Linked DNA regions of Homo sapiens: region 2 is linked to region 1. A link is an interaction called in ENCODE POLR2A ChIA-PET data of the cell type or tissue named here. Cell type or tissue: HepG2. All regions are shown on one strand. Links, peaks and the distances in the headings refer to the core of each region. The heading gives the core; the rest is flanking DNA.

The links. ChIA-PET counts read pairs that join two places held together with the same protein. Peaks named below come from ENCODE experiments on the same cell type or tissue, not always from the same donor. Only the 100,000 strongest peaks of a DNase experiment are listed, where the experiment ranks them.
Region 2: POLR2A ChIA-PET joins it to region 1 with 5 read pairs; 11 of 35 experiments call an interaction of 5 or more read pairs at or near these places.

Annotation. Positions count from the first base shown.
Region 1 is chr14:52,938,538-52,947,986 of GRCh38, reverse strand. The region is part of intron 2 of FERMT2 (FERM domain containing kindlin 2); the gene reads left to right. Among named protein-coding and RNA genes, the nearest start is that of FERMT2, 7.8 kb to the left of the region's middle. In HepG2, for the core only: no CTCF peak of the experiment used is centred there; no DNase peak of the experiment used is centred there.
Region 2 is chr14:52,839,774-52,849,222 of GRCh38, reverse strand. All of the region lies in intron 1 of LOC105370500 (a long non-coding RNA gene), which reads right to left. Among named protein-coding and RNA genes, the nearest start is that of GNPNAT1, 53 kb to the right of the region's middle. In HepG2, for the core only: no CTCF peak of the experiment used is centred there; a DNase peak (open chromatin) is centred at 4,742; H3K4me3 peaks cover 829 bases.

The DNA of each region.
Region 1 (9,449 bases), core at 2,600-6,599:
TGATATCCTTCTTAATCTGTTGGACGGTATATGAATACCAAAAGCATTATATTTTAAGGTGATTTTCCCAGATAATGTTCAGTAGCAGCAATTATTTCCCTGAAGTCGATAGATCTCAGGATGACCTATTCCCTCAACATTGTATTAAAATTGTGTGTGTGCACATGTGGAAGTTTCTAGGAAGAGGCTTCTTCACTTTAATTTCTCAAAGAGGTCTGTAACAAAAGAAGTCATGACACAATTTTATGGTTTGGCCCTTGTGTGTCAGGTTCATCTTGAAGCTAGGGTTCATCCCAGAGTGCGGCATTTTAATTAAGCACGACATAAGTGTAAATAATGTTTCCTTAATATGTGTCAGTAATATCTTTGTGTTTAGTTAGACTTTTATTATAAATAACGTGTACACTTTGCTTAAGGCCATTAAAACACAATTTTTAGAATTTTGACTTTAATTCAAAGATCTGAAAAGTCTCATTTATTTATTTATTTATTTATTTTTTACTTTTTGAGACGGGAGTCTCACTCTGTCGCCCAGACTGGAGTGCAGTAGCGCGATCCCGGCTCACTGCAAGCTCCGCCTCCTGGGTTCACGCCATTCTCCTGCCTCAGCCTCCCGAGTAGCTGGGACTACAGACACCCGCCACCATGCCTGGCTAATTATTTGTGTTTTTAGTAGAGACGGGGTTTCACCGTGTTAACCGGGATGGTCTTGATCTCCTAACCTCGTCATCCGCCTGCCTTGGCCTCCCAAAGTGTTGAGATTGCAGACGTGAGCCACCACGCCCATCCTAGGTCTCTTTTAAATCTCAGTATAAAACACATTTGTCATTTGCTATTAATCTTTTAAAAGAAAGCAAAAGCATATGTCATGAAGTGGGCTTTGGGGAATTATATCGTAATGTGACAAAGTTTTTGCATTTGTGACTTAGTCTAGGCTGATACTTCATAAATAATTGATCCCCTCAGTGTTTATACTTCATCCAGAAAGTGAAAAACACCCTAAAATCCAGTTTAGGTTGGGTACGGTGGCTCACATCTGTAATCCCAGCAGGCAGGGAGGCTGAGGCAGGTGGATCACCTGAGGTCAGGACTTCGAGACCAGCCTGACCAACATGGAGAAACCCCATCTCTACTAAAAATACAAAAATTAGCTGGATGTGGTGGCATGTGCCTGGAATCTCAGCTGCTTGGGAGGCTGAGGCAGGAGAATCACTTGAACCTGGGAGGCGGAGGTTGCAGTGAGCCAAAATCACACCACCCAGCCTAAGCGACAGAGCAAGACTCCGCCTCAAAAAAAAAAAGAATTGTGAAAATTTAGTACTGTTTGGTTTGGTTTGAGGCAAGGTCTTGCACTGTCACCCAGGCTGGAGTGAGTGTGTGTTCATGGCTCTTTGCATCCTCAAACTTCTGGGCTCAAGTAATCCTCTTGCCTTAGCTTCCTGAGTAGCTGGAACTACAGGCACGCACCACCACATCTTGCTGACTTTTAAAATTTTTCGTAGAGATGGGTCTTGCTTTGTTGCCCAGGCTGGTCTTGAACTCCTGGCCTCAAGCAGTCCTTCCACCTTGGCCTCCCAAAGTGTTGGGATTACAGATGTGAGCTGCCATGCCTGTTTTTTTTTTTTTAATCAAAGACAAATTTCAAACGTGTATAGTGTTTTTTAAAAGAAAAATTTTAAATATGAAATATCAGGGATAAGGATTATAAAAACAAGACATCAAAATAAAATTGTCTTCAAAAATAAATTTTGTCAAGAAGAGGCCCAATTTTATGGGATTCCTCTGGAGGTCATTGAGAAGTATTAAATCCTTGGCTGGGCACGGTGGCTCATGCCTCTAATCCCAGCACTTTGGGAGGCCAAGGCGGGCAGATCAGAAGGTTAGGAGCTCGAGACCAGCCTGGCCAATATGGTGAAACCCCGCCTCTACTAAAAATGCAAAAATTAGCCGGGTATGGTGATGGGCACCTGTAGTCCCAGCTACTCGGGAGGCTGAGACAGGAGAATCGCTCGAACCCAGGAGGCGGAGGTTGCAATGAGCCGAGATAGTGCCACTGCACTCCAGCCTGGCAGACGCTAAATACCAAGTGGATCTGTTCACTGAGTTTTAGTATCACTTTTTAAAATGTCTTTTTAAAACTTATGTGTACAATTAAATTTCCACCTTTCTATAAAAATTCATTTTAAACGGAGAATAAGGAATTTATTATAATCTGGAGCTCACTGAATGGAAATCTCCAGCCAGCTCTGTGAGCAGAGAGGAAAAAATAGGTGATCTCTAAGTTTCCTCTAGCTCTGATTCTATGAGTAGAGAGAATGTAGAAGTTGGGTTAGATCAAGTCACACAATCTACAAGGGAAAAAAATGCAAATTGGAAGACTCAGGAGTAACTAAAAAGAAACATATGAAGTTGCTTTAGAAAGATTGAGGATTAGGCCGGGAGTGGTGGCTCACGCCTGTAATACTAGCACCTTGGGAGTCTGAGGCAGGTGGATCACCTGAGGTCAGGAGTTCTAGACCAGCCTGGCCAACATGGTGAAATCCCCGTCTCTACCAAAATTACAAAAAAAAAATTAGCCAGGCATGGTAGCGGGCGCCTGTAATCCCAGCTACTCAGGCTGAGCCAGGAGAATCGCTTGAACCTGGGAGGCGGATGTTGCAATGAGCTGAGATCACACCACTGCACTCCAGCCTGGGTGATGAGCGAGATTCCGTCCCCCCGCCCCCAACCCACAAAAAAAAAACAACAACAAAAAAACATAGAACAATTGAGGATTGGCTGGGTGCGGTAACTTACGCCTGTAATCCTAGCACTTTGGGAGGCCGAGGCTCAGAAGTTGTTTGCTTGAGCTAGGAGTTTGAGACCAGCCGGGCAACATGGTGAAATCCCGTTTCTACAGAAAAACAGAAAATACAAAAATTAGCCAGGCGTGATGGCACGCACCTGTAGTCCCAGCTACTCGGGAGGCTGAGACAGGAGGATTGCCTGAAGCTGGGAGTTTGCAGCTGCAGTGAGCTGTGATTACACCCCAGCACTCCATTCCTGGGCAACAGAGCAAGACTCTGTCTCCAAAAAAAAAAGAAAAAGAAAATCTGAGGATTATATTTCTGAACGTGGCCTTTAGAAAGAAGTCCTTGCTTTAAAAGTGTGTCATGTTCTTGCCATATAATAATGAAAAAAGTTCATTTATGTTGGAGTTGCATGTTAGGATCAAGTTAGATTGTGAACTTAGCACATGTGACCAAAAAAAGAAATAGATTTTAATAAAGTTACCACTAAAAATCCCTTAACGTGATCATTAAGTATGGTATACGTTCATTGCATCTCACAGAAGTGGAAAATAGCTAGTTTTTCCTCTAGGAACTCCAAAAATAAGTTTCATTAATTGAGCACCAGATGAAGAAACTGGCTTACATGAGGGGCTTCGTTACACAAAAAAATACTTTAAACACTAGGATTAGAGCTTGGCAAGATGCACACTGGGAAAGAGGCATACGTAACTGGACAGCTCCCTTATACCCTGGCTTAGTGCTCCCTGGGGAAGGTGTGTGCTTATTTGGTGGAATGGTGCCTATGCAGTTGAAATCCTTAGTTTTTCCCCTTGAGGGCTCACAACTGAATTCATGGAAATTAATGCCTACATGATGCATCCTCATTGCATTCATAGTGAAATACATTAACATTATAAGAAATTTTTTTAAATCTTGGGGGTGGAGTAGGAAACAATGTTAAAATCTTATTAAAGTGAATTAAGTTTTGGTTAAATCTGATAGTAAGTTTACTCAGTGTTTAAAACACTGTTCATGATCCATAGGAAGTGAATTAAATTGTATCAGTTTCTTAGCAAATTTTAAGTTCTTTAAAAGTGGAGGACAGTACTCAAGTTTTACTGTAATCCTGTGACAGCTAATAAAGTATGAGCTATTCCTTAGAGTATGTGCTATTTGCTGCCTTTTGTTTTTGTTTTGCTGCTATGTTTTATACCCAGTTTTTTAAAGTAAAAAACTGTTTGTTTCCAACTAGAGTTAACTTATTTATAGAGATGCTAAAAATATGTTTATTCAATTACTTATAAAAGGCCTTGTTGGAAATGTCTAATCGCTCGCTATTGAAGAGAATGGAAAGAAAATATGTAAAATTTTACCTGTTATCTTTGGCTCTTAATTTTTAAAAGTTTCAAACATCTAAGTTCAAGAGTAATTGAGTGAACACTGCGTAATCTTCATCTAGACACCAGTTAGTATTTTGCCATTTGAATTTTCTATACACACAAACATACACATGTTGGGGAGCAGTTGGATGAAGTTTCAGACTTACTCATAACCTTTGATTCCTAAATATTTAAATATGTATCACCTAAGAACAAGAAACTTCTCTTGCATAATTACAGTATAGTGATCACATTCAGGAAATTCAACATTGATTCACTTCTGTCATCTAATATGCATCCATTTTCAAAATTTGCCAGTTGTCCCAATAATGGCCTTTGTTTTTTTCCCATCCAGAATCTCATTTCGCATTTAGTTGAAAGGGCCTCTTAATCTCCTTTGATATACAGAACAGCCACCAAGTGTGGAGCTACAGGAGATTATATAATAAATGGCTTATTGACATTACATTAAGATACATGTAAAATGATAGTATCTGTTTGTAAACTTTATGGCCACCCTGTAGAACAGTTCCTCAGCCTTGGTCTTTTAAGACATTGTTTAACCTTTTTAAAATAAGGTTCTTAGTATCAGTGCAAATTTCACTTCAGAGTGATTTTTTTTTCTTTTGAGACAGAGTTTTGCTCTTGTCACCCAGGCTGGAGTGCAGTGGCACGATTTCAGTCCACTGCAACCTCCGCCTCCCAAGTTCAAGTGATTCTCCTGCCTCAGCCTCCCAAGTAGCTGGGATTACAGGCACCCGCCACCACGCTAATTTTTGTATTTTTAATAGAGATGGGATTTCACCATGTTGGCGAGGCTGGTCTTGAACTCCTGACCTTAGGCGATCCGCCCACCTCGGCCTCCCAAGGTGCTGGGATTACAGGCATCAGCCACCACGCCTGGCCAAGAGTGATATTTTTATAGGTTCTTTTTCACATACTTTATTTTTAAAATTTAGTTTACTTCTTAGCTTACTATTAAATAAGCTGTTAATAATAGTTTTAGACATCATTGGATGTAGGTTTCCCATAATGTCAGCTGTTCTCAGACTGTAGTAGGTGCTGATGGAGGCACAGATTATTAAGAAATAACAGGTTGCCTAGTGTGTCAGAAGATCTGGATTCAACTTCTGGCTCTGTCTGCTACTTTACTGGTTAGTATGACCTTTGGACAATGAATCCAACCTGAGTGGGTTTTGACTTCTATAAAATAGAAATTGAAAAAAATTTTCTTGGGGCGGGCGGGGTGGCTCACGCCTGTAATCCTAGCACTTTGGGAGGCCGAGGCAGGTGGCTCACGAGGTCAGGAGATCAAGACCATCCTGGCTAACACGATGAAACCCCGTCTCTACTGAAAATACAAAAAATTAGCTGGGCGTGGTGGTGGGCGCCTGTAGTTGCAGCTACTCGGGAGGCTGAGGCTGGAGAATGGTGTGAACCCAGAAGGGGGAGCTTGCAGTGAGCCGGGATCGCGCCACTGCACTCCAGCCTGGGTGACAGAGCAAGACTCCATCTCAAAAAAAAAAAAAAGAAAAAGAAAAACATTTTCTCACAGGTTTTGGTGAGAATTAAATGAGATAATACATATATATTGATACTACATGTATATATACTTTATATAAACTATTTGTGTTATGCAAATGAGAGTGGATACTTCTCTGTGGCATTGAGTCTCTGAGTATATGAAAGTAGGAAGGAAAAAAAGGAAAAGTAGGTTAAAATATAATCTAGTATATTTAATAAGTTCCAGCTTTACTGGTGGGGAATTGCACTCCTCAAAAAAAGCTTAGTTTAGGATTGCTTTCTGTTCCCACCCTCTAAACAACAAGAAAAAATAGCTGTCATTTTACTTTCCCGCCAACTTCCAAACACACACCTGCCTCTGCAGTGTAAGAGAGCTATTTAAGTACCATTTTAATAAGATTTCTGAAATGCAGGGGACCAATAAGTGGATGATGGTATTCCAGGTATTTGAAAAATCTAAAACCATGAAAGCATCAGTAGTAAATTAATTCTCTACTTAATATATTCTATAAGAGCAGTGTTTTTAGTTCATTTATAGCAAAGGCACATGAAAACATTGGGCCTATTTAGAAACTAATGAAAGTAGTTTCAGAAAAAAGCTAATGTATGCAGTATTCCTATTTAAATAATTATTTTACTGACAAATTAATGCTTATGCCATGGAACATTTAAAATTGGTATATATGCCCAGTGAGAAGTAAACAAATACATCTGAAAGTGTATTTTTAAATAATTCTTTTATTTTGTAATTAAGAAGTGTGACTTCTGCACTTGGGTTTGTGGTTACAAATTCATATTCGTTATAATTCATTCTTTAACAAATTAGTTGCATAATTACTATATAATTGTTTTTCCTGTTAATTTTTTTTCTTAGTGTCAGGCTCATTGAGGTCTGATTGACATATAGTAAAATTTATCCTTCTTAGTATAATATTCTGAGTTTTGACATGTAAAACTACCACAGTCAAGATAGAAAACTTTTACAGTACTCCCAAAAGTTTCCTTTGTAACCGTCTCATCGCCTCAAACCCAGATCCTAAAAACCAGTGATAATTTGCCTTTTCTAGAATGGCCTGCAAATGGAACCATTCAGTTCTAGCTCTTTGAATCTGGTTTCTTTCACTTAGCATAATACATGTTAGCTTCGTTCATGTGTTTGTATCAATAGTTTTTTATCACTGAGTAGTAGTCCATTGAATGGATTATTTCACAGTTTGTCCATTTAGCAATTGAAGGGCATTTGGGTTACTCCCAGTTTTAGGAGATGATGAATAAGGCTGCTGTAAACATCCGTGTGAATGCATATTTTCATTTTTCTGGGGTAACTACCTAGGTGTGGGATTGCTGGGTGGTATAGTAAGTATATGCTTGAAGTTAGAAGAAACTGCCAAACTTTTTCATAGTGGCCACGTCACTTTACTTTCCTGTCAGTATTGTATGAGAGTTCCAGTTGCTGTCAGGTCTACCCTACCCTTGTTACTGTCAGAATTTAGTGTCGTTTGTTTTAATTTTAGCCATTCTAATAAGTAAGTAGTACTATCTCATTGTGATTTTAATTTGCATTTCCATAATGACTAACCTACTGGCTAAGTCAGTTTTTCAATTTCTAGAATCTCAGTATAGATAACACAGAATAAACTATCATTTAAGTTTGTTCCTGTCTCTTTGGAATGTGTAATGTATTAGGATTCTTTGAAAATAGTTCTTCAAATGTGGTAACTCTAAAGTAGAAGATACATAAACAGTATCTGAAGATATCTGAATGTCTTTAAATATATCTACAGCCATACTCTTGTGGATTAAAGGGTCAGTATACAAATCCTGATCTATTTCCCTTCTTTGAGAATATTATGAATAATTAATTGTTCATAGTAACTCACCTAGAGTTACATAGTAAAACATTTTGAAAGTTAATTGAAAATGATGTCTTATGGTATTTTCTCTCAACTTCATTAATGCTGCTTGGAAGTGAATTCGTGTATATGAGAAAAAGAGATAAGCAGTAAATGATTAAAATTTGAGGTTTACGTTTTGATTTCCTTCCATGATTCAGGTTTCAGGTTTCAGACTTAATTATCTGTCATTTAGATACATAAGGACCAGCCAGTGTCAGTGCATCCTTGGGGTGACCTTTCTACACATATCAAGGTTATTGGGCTGATAACCTCCAGCCCAGAGAAGGTGACATCTACTTTAGAATCGGAAGGGAGTCTTTTCTCAGATATTTAACTGTCTTATTTTTACATCATGTTGTAACTAAAAAATACATTAGGTATTTAAAAAATCAATTATAATTTCAAAGCATCAGTGTAATGATGTTTTTGATATCTTTTTCTTAATGGAATACTCAGGGTTATGAATAAAACACCAATAAAGTGCTAGCATTATTGATTGTAGATGAAGTTGTCTACTGGGTAAGTGCTTCCCAGCTTAATGTTCCTTAATGTAGTTCCTGGGTTCAGATCTAAGAATTTTATAACCTTTGAAATTAAAAATAACTTGAAAAAAGCAGATGATTCCTGTATCAATGTTAAAAGTCTTATGCAAGGTGGCAATGATTTCTGTTGCCAAGATGGAATGCCCTTGGTATGGAGCATAGACTGAGAGGCAGCCCACCCACGTCAGAATCCTGACTTGACCATATACTAGCTGTATGACCTTGGGCTGTGTGACCTGTCTGTGCCTCTGGTTCCTCATCTGGAAAATGGGGATAATAACAGTATCTTTGGATTATTATAAGGATTATGTTAGTTAATACACATGAAGTGTTTAGAATAGTTTTTGTAAATGTAGCTATGATGATAATTACAGTTCCAGCTATTTTAGTGTTTGTAGATTTTCTCCCTGTGCTGAGCCAGATAAATACCAGTATTATAAAAGATTGAGAATGTGCCTTTTAAAAGGAAGCCAAATAGTTCTTTGTTTTTTTTTTTTTTTTTGAGACCGTAGTCTCACTCTGTCGCCCAGGCTGGAGTGCAGTGATGTGCTGTCAGCTCACTGCAACCTTCACCTCCCAGGTTCAAGCGATTCTAGTGCCCCAGCCTCCTGAGTAGCTGGGATTACAGGCACGCACCACCATGCCCTGCTATTTGTTGTATTTTTTTTTTTTTTTTTTTTTTTAGTAGAGATGGGATTTCACCATGTTGGCCAGGCTGGTCTTGAATTCCTAACCTCAAGTGATCCACCCACCTCTGCCTCCCAAAATGCTGGGATTACAGACGTGAGCCACCACACCCAGCCAGAAGCCAAATAGGTCTGACATACTCTTTACCATATTAGGAATTGATTTTAAGTTTATTGTGCTACTTTGCATCATTATTAGTAATACTATAAAGAATTAAAGTATGAAGATCATCTAGAAGCAGATTTTATGCTTCCACATATACAAAATTATAGACTCACTATGCTAAGATAGGGAGTGTTTCCATAAATTCAATATTCTGGTTAGACAAATACCTTCTTTAAAAGGTGAATTTTACAGCACTTAGGGAGGCCAAGATGGGCAGATCACTTGAGGCCAGAGTTGGAGACCAGCCCAGCCAACATGGCGAAACCCTGACTCTACTAAAAATACAAAAATTAGCTGGGTGTGGTGGTTCATGCCTATGGTCTCAGTTACTTGGGAGGCTGAGGCAGGAGAATCACTTGAACCTGGGAGGTGGAGGTTGCACTGAGCCGAGATCGCACCACTGTACTCCAGCCTGGTTGACAGAGTGAGACTGTGTCTCAAAAAAAAACTAAGTGAACTTTGTTAGCGACTAAGAACTTACTCTAA
Region 2 (9,449 bases), core at 3,237-7,236, 99 kb after region 1:
GCCTCAACAGGGAAGAAACTTACTTGCCAAGAGCAAATAGGTAGCTAATAGGAGGCTACTGTTGAGATCCTCCTTGTCACTTAAATTTGACTTTTGTTTCTAAACCTCATACCCAAGGAACAACTTTTTATAATCAGCCTAAATGTCTTCATGGAAGGTTTATAATGCTTTAGTTTCAGGTATTCTCAAAAGAGCCTGTCTTGTCCTGTGTGTCACGTTTCTTTCTGATTGGGCTTTAGTCTCTAGCTTCCGTGCTCCAAGTACTCGCCATCTGGCAGTACTTTAGAAATTTCCTTTTACTTTCTCATAGATTCTGTTGAAAGCAACCACATAATGAAAAGTAAATGTCTTCTGCTTATTCTTAGCAGGAAGCCGGAACTAAGTTCCTTGCAAGGCCCCATTCCAGACCTTGCGGTGCTATAGATGGAGCCTACACTGTGACCTTGACCTCTTTCACATGCCCAGAATTCCTCCTATGAAGATCTTTAAAGAGGGAACTGGACAGATGTTTTCTTTAATCTTCATTGGTTAAGACAAATCCATGCAATGTAGAACTTCTAGAGGGTTTTGTTGTTGTTGTTCTTTAGGCAAACAACATGAATGAACAATGTCTCCTCTACTTCCAAGAGCTGCTTGAGAGCAAATTATGTTGATCCTTAAAAACGATTTCTAAACCTGTAAGATCTGATTGTAAAACTTGCTCTTGAGGCCGGGAGCGGTGGCTACCGCCTGTAATCGTAGCACTTTGGGAGGCTGAGGCAGATGGATCATTTGAGGTCAGGAGTTCGAGACCAGCCTAGACAACATGGTGAAACCACATCTCTACTAAAAATACAAAAATTAGCCGGGCATGGTAGCGAGCACCTGTAATCCCAGCTACTTGGGAGGTTGATGCAGGAGGATTGCTTGAACCCAAGGGGCAGAGGTTGCAGTGAGCCAAGATCTCGCCACTTCATTCCAGCCTGGGAGAAAGAGCAAAATTCTGTCAAAAAAAAAAAAAAAAAAAAAAGGCCAGGCACGGTGGCTCATGCCTGTAATCCCAGCACTTTGGGAGGCCGAGGTGGGTGGATCACCTGAGGTCAGGAGTTCAAGACCAACCTGACTAACGTGGTGAAACCTCATCTCTACTAAAAATACAAAATTAGCCAAGCATGGTGGTGCATGCCTGTAATCCCAGCTACTCGGGAGGCTGAGGTGGGAGAATCGTTTGAACTGGGCAGGCAGAGGTTGCAGTGAGCCAAGATCGTGCCATTGCACCCCAGCCCAGGCAACAAGAGCGAAACTTCGTCTCGAAAAAAAAAAAAAAAACAACAATGCTGGGTGTGGTGGCTCATGCCTGTAATCCCAGCACTTTGGGAGGCTGAGGTGGGTGGATCATGAGGTCAGGAGATCGAGACCAGCCTGACCAACACGGTGAAACCCCATCTCTTCTAAAAATACAAAAATTAGCGAGGCGTGGTAGCGTGCGCCTGTAATCCCAGCTACTCAGGAGGCTGAGGCAAGAGAATCGCTTGAACCGGGGAGGCGGAGGTTGCAGTGAGCCGGGGTCATGCCACTGCACTCCAGTCTGGGCAACAGAGCGAGACTCCGTCTCAAAAAAAAAAGAAAAAAAGAAAAAGAAAAAAAAAAACTTGCTCTTAATTTATATCCTGAGAAATTAAGCTAAGAAGCTGTCCATATTCCATAAAAGCCTAGGGCATAGTCTTTTGCAATCTGTTAAGGCAACTATTTTTTAAAAGGGGGGCAGAGGTTTTAATAACTAAATGTTTATTACATAATTGAGTGATGTCTCTATATAAGAGGTCACAAATCAAGGAGGCCAGTCAGTTCATATTGTTCCAAGAGATCTACAAATTCAGAGCTCTTCCTCAGTCTGTACTGACTCTGAGGAAGCAAGTAAAGCTGTTTGGTCAACATATTCTTTTGAGAAAGGAAGAAACTTCCCTTGGAGAGCTGAAGACCACAGCAGGTTACTAAAGTTGAGTGGGGAGAGGTAGAAAGCAAGGGGCCATTATCCTTTTAACAAATTGGGTACTTTTAGTGTCCAGAAGGAAGAGAATACTATATTCAGTGAGGGAGGGCCCAGGGGTGAAAAGACTCTTGGAAGACAGCACACAAGAAGTTTGATACATGTCACAGGGCCGGCTGATTATGATAAGCTACTGAGCACATGATGGCAGGGATAAGTGTTCAGTGGGCAAAGAGAGGCCATGGGCCACAGCGACCCGGGCCAGGGGAGAGGGCAGGAAGGCACAGGCACGAGGCAGGGAAGCCAGGTTCCAGGTCAGCGAGGAGCTCCACACCCTGACATGAAAAAATGGTAGGTGCTCAATAAATATTTGTGAAAACCTCCAAGAGGGATTTTTTACAAAAAGAAATTGGAGAAAATCCACAAACGAAGTCATGTGGAACAATGTAGCACATGTTTGAGTTATTCAAATGAAGCTAAACTTAGCCAACTATTTCCCAAGTGCAGATGGGAAAACCAGAACATGAGGGAGACCCTATCATTTAAAATCATCCTGAAGAAACACAAGAAAAATAATATGTGCCTGTGGCCAGGTGTGGTGGCTCGCACCTATAATCGCAGAACTTTGGCAGGCTGAGGTGAGAGGATTGCTTGAGCCCAGGAGTTCCAGACCAACTGTACAAAAAAAAGAAAAGAAAGAAGGAAGGAAGGAAGGAAGGAAGGAAGGAAGGAAGGAAGGAAGGAAGGAAGGAAGGAAGGAAGGAGAAAGAAAGAAAGAAAGAAAGAAAGAAAGAAAGAAAGAAAGAAAGAAAGAAAGAAAGAAAGAAAGAAAGAATGAATTAGCTGGGTATGCCGGGTGTGGTGGCTCATGCCTGTAATCCCAGCACTTTGGGAGGCCGAGGCGGGTGGATCATGAGGTCAGGAGTTCGAGACCAGCCTGGCCAATATGGTGAAACCCTGTCACCCTGTCTCTACTAAAAATACAAAAATTAGCCGGGTGTGGTGGTGCTTGCCTGTAGTCCCAGCTACTTGGGAGGCTGAGGCAGAAGAATTGCTTAAACCCGGGAGGCAGACGTTGCAGTGAGCTGAGATCGTGCCTCTGCACTCCAGCCTGGGCAACAGAGCAACACTCCATCTCAAAAAAAAAAAAAAAAAAAAAAAAAAAAAAAAAAAAGAATTAGCCAGGTATGGTCGTGCACACCTGTAGTCCTAGCTACTTGGAAGGCTGGGGCAGGAGGATCACTTGAGTCCAGGACCTCAAGGCCACAGTGAGCCATGATTACACCACTGCACTCCAGCCTGGGTGACAGAGGGAGACCCTATCTCTAAAATAAATAACATTTTAAAAATACATGCATGTGAAGCATCAATTGTAACCTAAATTAGTTTAAATGCTCATATTGTTTGTTCGTTTAAGGTGGAGTCTCACTCTGTTGCCCAGGCTGGAGTGCAATGGTATGATCTCAGCTCATTGCACCTCTGCCTCCCGGGTTCAAGTGATTCTCCTGCCTCAGCCTCCCAAGTAGCTGGGATTACAGGCATGCGCCACCAAGCCCAGCTAATTTTCATATTTTTAGTAGAGAGAGGGTTTCACCATGTTGGTCAGGCTGGTCTCAAACTCCTGACCTCGGGTGATCCACCCGCCTCCACCTTCCAAAGTGCTGGGATTACAGGCATGAGCCACCGCATCCAGCTGAATGCTTGTATTTTTAAAAAGCAGTGGAGGAACAAAAATGAGAAAGCAACAAAAAAAGTTTTACAGAAGTCTAAGATAAAGTGGTATAACACACTGAAGCTTCCCAAACAGGATGTCATGGAGAAGACCCATGGGAAGCCCAATGTCCATTAAAGACACTCCTTACATTTAGGATGAGGAGAGAGAGATGGGCCAGAAACAGACACCAGCACATGAGCACATCCTCAGGGGAGGACAAAAGGGAAGGAACGAGATCACAGATAACCAGCAAGAGAGCTGAAGCGTGGGAATCTTTTTGTGACATGGCTAGGAGTGCACAGAGACCTTAGACCCGGAGCAGATGTGCTTAAATCTGCTTCTCTAAAACAAAATATGTTGTGGTGCTCAGAGCAACTTCTGTGAAGGGATTTGGAAACACCGTGACCCTAAATAAATCGTCAAAGACAGCTCTTTCTGGTAAATTCCATCTAGGTCCTCTAGAGAAAAAAATGACACCAATAACCAACACTATGCAAAGCAAGGAAGAGAGACCAGCAGAGCCCTTCTCATCCCACAGGTCTGCACTCAAGACATCTTGAGGGGCCTTCCCTGACAACCCTCTCTAAAGAGTCCCCACAGGGGTCTTATTATGTCCTCAGTGTCTGTCTCCCAGCCTGAGAACTAGGAGGCCACCCTCAGCCGCACGTCCCCAGTGCCTAACAGGGCCTGGCGTAGAGAAGGTGCCTAAACCAGTTCCTTGACTGAAAGAAGAAAAGAACTCCAGCCAAAGGAAAAGATCAGCCCGTAACAATGTGAGAACACGGAAGTGAAAGTTGCTAATAAAAGAAACTCAGAACAGTATTCCAGGCCCGGGCTTGATGTGATTATATGCTTAGTTTTTTTTTATTAGCTGGATATACATTTTTTTTCCTTTTTCTGCTATTTTTAGGTCTAAAATCTTAGCCTTCTCTATTACTAGCTGTTTTAAAGACAGGAAATAGAGCCAATTTAAATACTGACCCAATCAAAACAATCCAGAGATAGGTGCTCTCAAATTCAAAAGGCAAACAAGAAAAAAAAGTCAGGGTCATCTGCATTATCCCTTTATGTGCTATTTGTCAGGAATGTGGAGGCAATGTCATGGAGACAAAGTTCAGGAGTTAATTCTCAAGTTAAGTGTGAAGGTGAAGAGTCTACTGCAAGGGCAGAGCCCCTTTCTCATTTATTCTTACCCAAATCTCCTGCAGTATGACCCTATCATGCCAGTTCCCAAATATCAGTCACATTCAAAATAAACAGAAAAGGATTTTTCCAAAACCAAATAATAATTTTTTGTGTTTTTTTTTGTTTTTGTTTTTGTTTGTTTGTTTGAGACAGAGTGTTGCTCTGTCACCCAGGCTGGAGTGCAGTGGTGTGATCTCAGCTCACTGCAACCTCCACCTCCTGGGTTCAATCGATTCTCCTGCCTCAGCCTCCTGAGTAGCTGGGATTACTGGTGCCCGCCACCACGCCTGGCTAATTTTTGTATTTTTATTAGAGACGGGATTTCACCACGTTGGCCAGGCTGGTCTCGAACTCCTGACCTCAGGTGATCTGGCAGCCTCGCCCTTCCAAAGTGCTGGAATTACAAGCATGAGCCACCGCACCTGGCCAAGAATACATTTTTCTAAAGGTAATCTCTGCCCCACTTTCCTCCATGAGCAGTCATGAACACTTATTGAACAAGCAATGGTGCATCAGGGGCTTGACAACGCACTCGACACCAGAGGTGTGTGATCTCACATGAACGCAACAAGCCTGAAGAGGGAACCAGACTACGGAGAAGTCAAGAAATTTTCTCAAAGCCACATAGCTGCAAAATGGCTCCAAAGCTTGTAATAGTACAATGTGTTCTGTCCCCTTTACATGGATAATTGAACATTGTCCAGGAAAGGTACAGGGATGGCAGCAAACTACGATCTATCCAATCAGTTGGTTTTTATATTTCATGAATGCTTTTAAAAACTTTTTATTATGAAAACATTCAAATATATGCAAAGTAAATGAACCAAGCCTGGCCTGCATAGATTTTTAAATCATCTTTTCAGCTCCTATTAATATATTAATGACTGCTCGGATTATGCTTGAGATTGTACCAAATCTCTATTTTACTTTGGGGAGAAGTGACATTTTAATATTGAATGTTTCAATCCACGGGTATGGTATTTCTTTCCATTTATTGGAATCTTTAAGAGAAAAACTGTTATTAGAAATATCTTATTCCTAGGCCAGTTGCAGTGGCTCACACCTGTAATCCCAGCACTTTGGGAGGCCAAGGCAGGCAGATCATTTGAGGTCAGGAGTTCGAGATCAGCCTGGCCAACATGGTGAAACCCCATCTCTCTACTAATAATACAAAAATTAGCTGGGCGTGGTGGCGCGCGTCTGTAATTCCAGCTACTTGGGAGGCTGAGTCAGGAGAATTGTTTGAATCCGGGAGGCGGAGGTTGCAGTGAGCCGAGATCATGCCACTGCACTCCAGCCTGGGCAACACAGCCAGCTCCATCTCAAAAAAAAAAAAAAAAAAAAGTAGATGCTGAATGAAAGGTAATGGAAAGTAGAAACTCCAGCTTCCTAGTGATAACACAGGGCAGCCTCTCTCATTAACTTCTTAAAGAGAGTTGTGTGATTTGTCAAAGAGAAAATCATTGGCTAGAGTGATTTGTGATATCTTTTTGTTTGTTTGTTTTTGAGACAGAGTCTCCCTCTGTCACCCAGGCTGGAGGGCAATGGCACGATTTCAGCTCACTGCAAACGCCGCCTCCCGGGTTCAAGCAATTCTCCTGCCTCAGCCTCCCAGGTAGCTGGGATTACAGGTGCCCACTACCATGTCTGGCTAATATTTGTATTTTTTAGTAGAGATGGGGTTTCACCATGTTGGTCAGGTTGGTCCTGAACTCCTGACCTCAGGTAATCCACCCGCCTCAGCCTCCCAAAGTGCTGGGATTACAGGCGTGAGCCACTGCACCCAGCCTGTGATATCTTGTATAGTTTCACACGTCAACTCTTGAAACTGTACAAAGACTAAGGAGAGAGAGATAATTAGTTCTGAAATAGAAAAGGGAAAATCCTTATCAGAGAACAAAAAGAGAATGGTTTTGGTACTTTTTATGAGATTAACATTCAGTAATGGTTAAGTTCCCCATGGCCAAATTAATTAGAATAAGGAGGCATTAATGAGACACATTTTGAATGTGATCCAGATACATCTTTCCCTTTGTGAATAAAAGGTGCTTTAGGGATAACTAAACCAAATTCTAAAACTACTTTTCTCTACTGTGTAGTAGAGATGATTTGGGCTAGAAGTTTACAGGATAAAAAGCCAGCCTTTAGTAAGTTAAAAAACACCTTAATTCTTGAAATGTATGAATGGAACTATTAACATATCCAGTACTCTAGCCAGGTGTGGTGGCTCACACCTGTAATCCCAGCACTTTGGGAGGCTGAAGAGGGAGAATGGCTTGAGCCCAGGATTTTCAGACCAGCCTGGGCAACATGGCAAGACCTCATCTCAACAAAAAAATATAAAACATTAAATATATATTTTAAATATTATATTAAAATATATAAAATATAAAATATAAAAAATTGGCCAGGCGCAATGGCTCACACCTGTAATCCCAGAAGTTTGGGAGGCCAAGGCAGGTGGATCACTTGAGGTCAGGAGTTCAAGACCATCCTGGCCAACATGGTGAAACCCTATCTCTACTAAAAATACAAAAATTAGCTGGGTTTGGTGGCTTCTGCCTATAGTCCCAGCTACTCAGGAGGCTGAGGCAGGAGAATCGCTTGAGCCTTCCAAAGTGCTGGGATTACAGGAGGCAGAGGCTGCAGTGAGCCAAGATCATACCACTGCACTCCAGCCTGGGCAACAGAGTGAGACTGTCTCAATCAATCAATCAATAAAAATAAATTAGCTGGGCATGGTGGCATGTGCCTATAGTTCCAGCTATTTGGAAAGCTGAGGTGGGAGGATCTATTGAGCCTGGAAGGTCAAGGCTGCAGTGAGCTGTGACTGCCACTGCACTCTGGGTGGCAGAGTGAGACCTTGTCTCAAAGCAAACAACAAGCCATCCAGTACTCACCAGCATCAATAACACACTCTACATTTTAAATATCTGGTATTTAAACAAGTGCAATCAACTCAAATTAGAATCATTATAAAATCATGACAAATCCCACAAGGAGATAATTGTGTGTGTGAATGTGTTGGAGGTGGAGGTGAGGGTCACAGGAAGAAAATTCTCTAGTTAGAGGTTTTTCAGCACTACCATCTTTTCATTTTTCCTTCAAAGATGGACTGGCCAGACAATATCTGAAAGAAATGTTGCCAGGCCTGGGGAAGTGTCTACTGCTGCCAGGACAGCATTAGAATAAACAAAAGAGGGCCGGGCCCCATGCATGCACATCTCTGGATTACTCATGCTCACTCCCAGGGCCTCTCCCTGGCACAGCTGTGAAGTAGGCAAAATTTATCTTTAGACTCTCCTACTTCCCCTTCTGGGTCTTGGTCCTCTCTCCTGGTTCCATCTGAGATACTCAATGCCTCGTGCTGTCCAGGGTAGCACCACACCCAGGCACCCACATTCCTCCTTGGAAGCTGACCTTGTCCCCAAAGCAAAGTTTCTTGCTCTCCTTCTCCTTCTCCGCAACCCTCCACTAAAGTTAAAGTTAAAATTTCCCCCCTCTCAGCTAATTGCCTGGCAGGAAAGTAATATAAATGAATTCATACCGGCATGTGAGTCACTAATATTCTTTATTCCTCCCATGTGTACTGGCATTTTAAAAGTTTGTTAAGACAGGGCCAGGCACGGTGGGTCACACTTGTAATCCCAGCACTTTAGGGGGCCAAGGCAGGTGGATCATGAGGTCAAGAGATCAAGACCATCCTGGCCAACATAGTGAAACCCCGTCTCTACTAAAAATACAAAAATTAGCTGGGTGTGGTGGTGGGCACCTGTAGTCCCAGCTACTCAGGAGGCTGAGGCAGGAGAATTGCTTGAACCTGAGAGGCAGAGGTTGCAGTGAGCCAAGATCACGCCACTGCATTCCAGCCAGGAGACAGAGGAAGACTCTGTCTCAAAAACAAACAAACAAACAAAATGTTTGTTAAGCTAAAGGAATGTTTCCTTTAGAAGGAAAACTCCATCTGTAGGATACCCAGCAAAAAAAATCTGGGGAGGCCTGAGTTTCCTCAAACCATCCAAAGGCCATGGAGCCAATAGAGTCATTCCCTAGACCAGGTCTCCTCACCCCTACTGCAGGCAAGTTCGTGACCCACATTGACTCTTGGGCAAAGGGCTGATGAAAAAACTGTAGCAAATGCATGGATTTTGAAAATGTATTAAAAAGTGAAATATAAATCTAAAAGGTTAGATTTAATTCTAACAGTTTTCTTTTCTCAATGTCAAATAAAACAGAATGATTAACAAGGATATCAAGACCATTCAATGGAGAAAAGGACAATCTTTTTCAACAAATGGTGGCGGGAAAACTGAATATTCACATGCAAAAGAATGCAACTGGAGCCATAGCTTACACCACATACAGAAATTAACTCAAAATGGATCAAAGACTCAAGTGTAAGAGTGAAAACTATAAAACTCTTGGAAGAAAACATAGGAGTAGGCTGGGCACAGTGGCTCACACCTACAATCCCAGCACTTTTAGAGGCTGAGGCAGGAGGATTTCTTGAGGCCAGGAATTCAAGACCAGTCTGAGCAACGTAGGAAGATACCATTGCTACAAAAGACAAAAAGTTAGCCA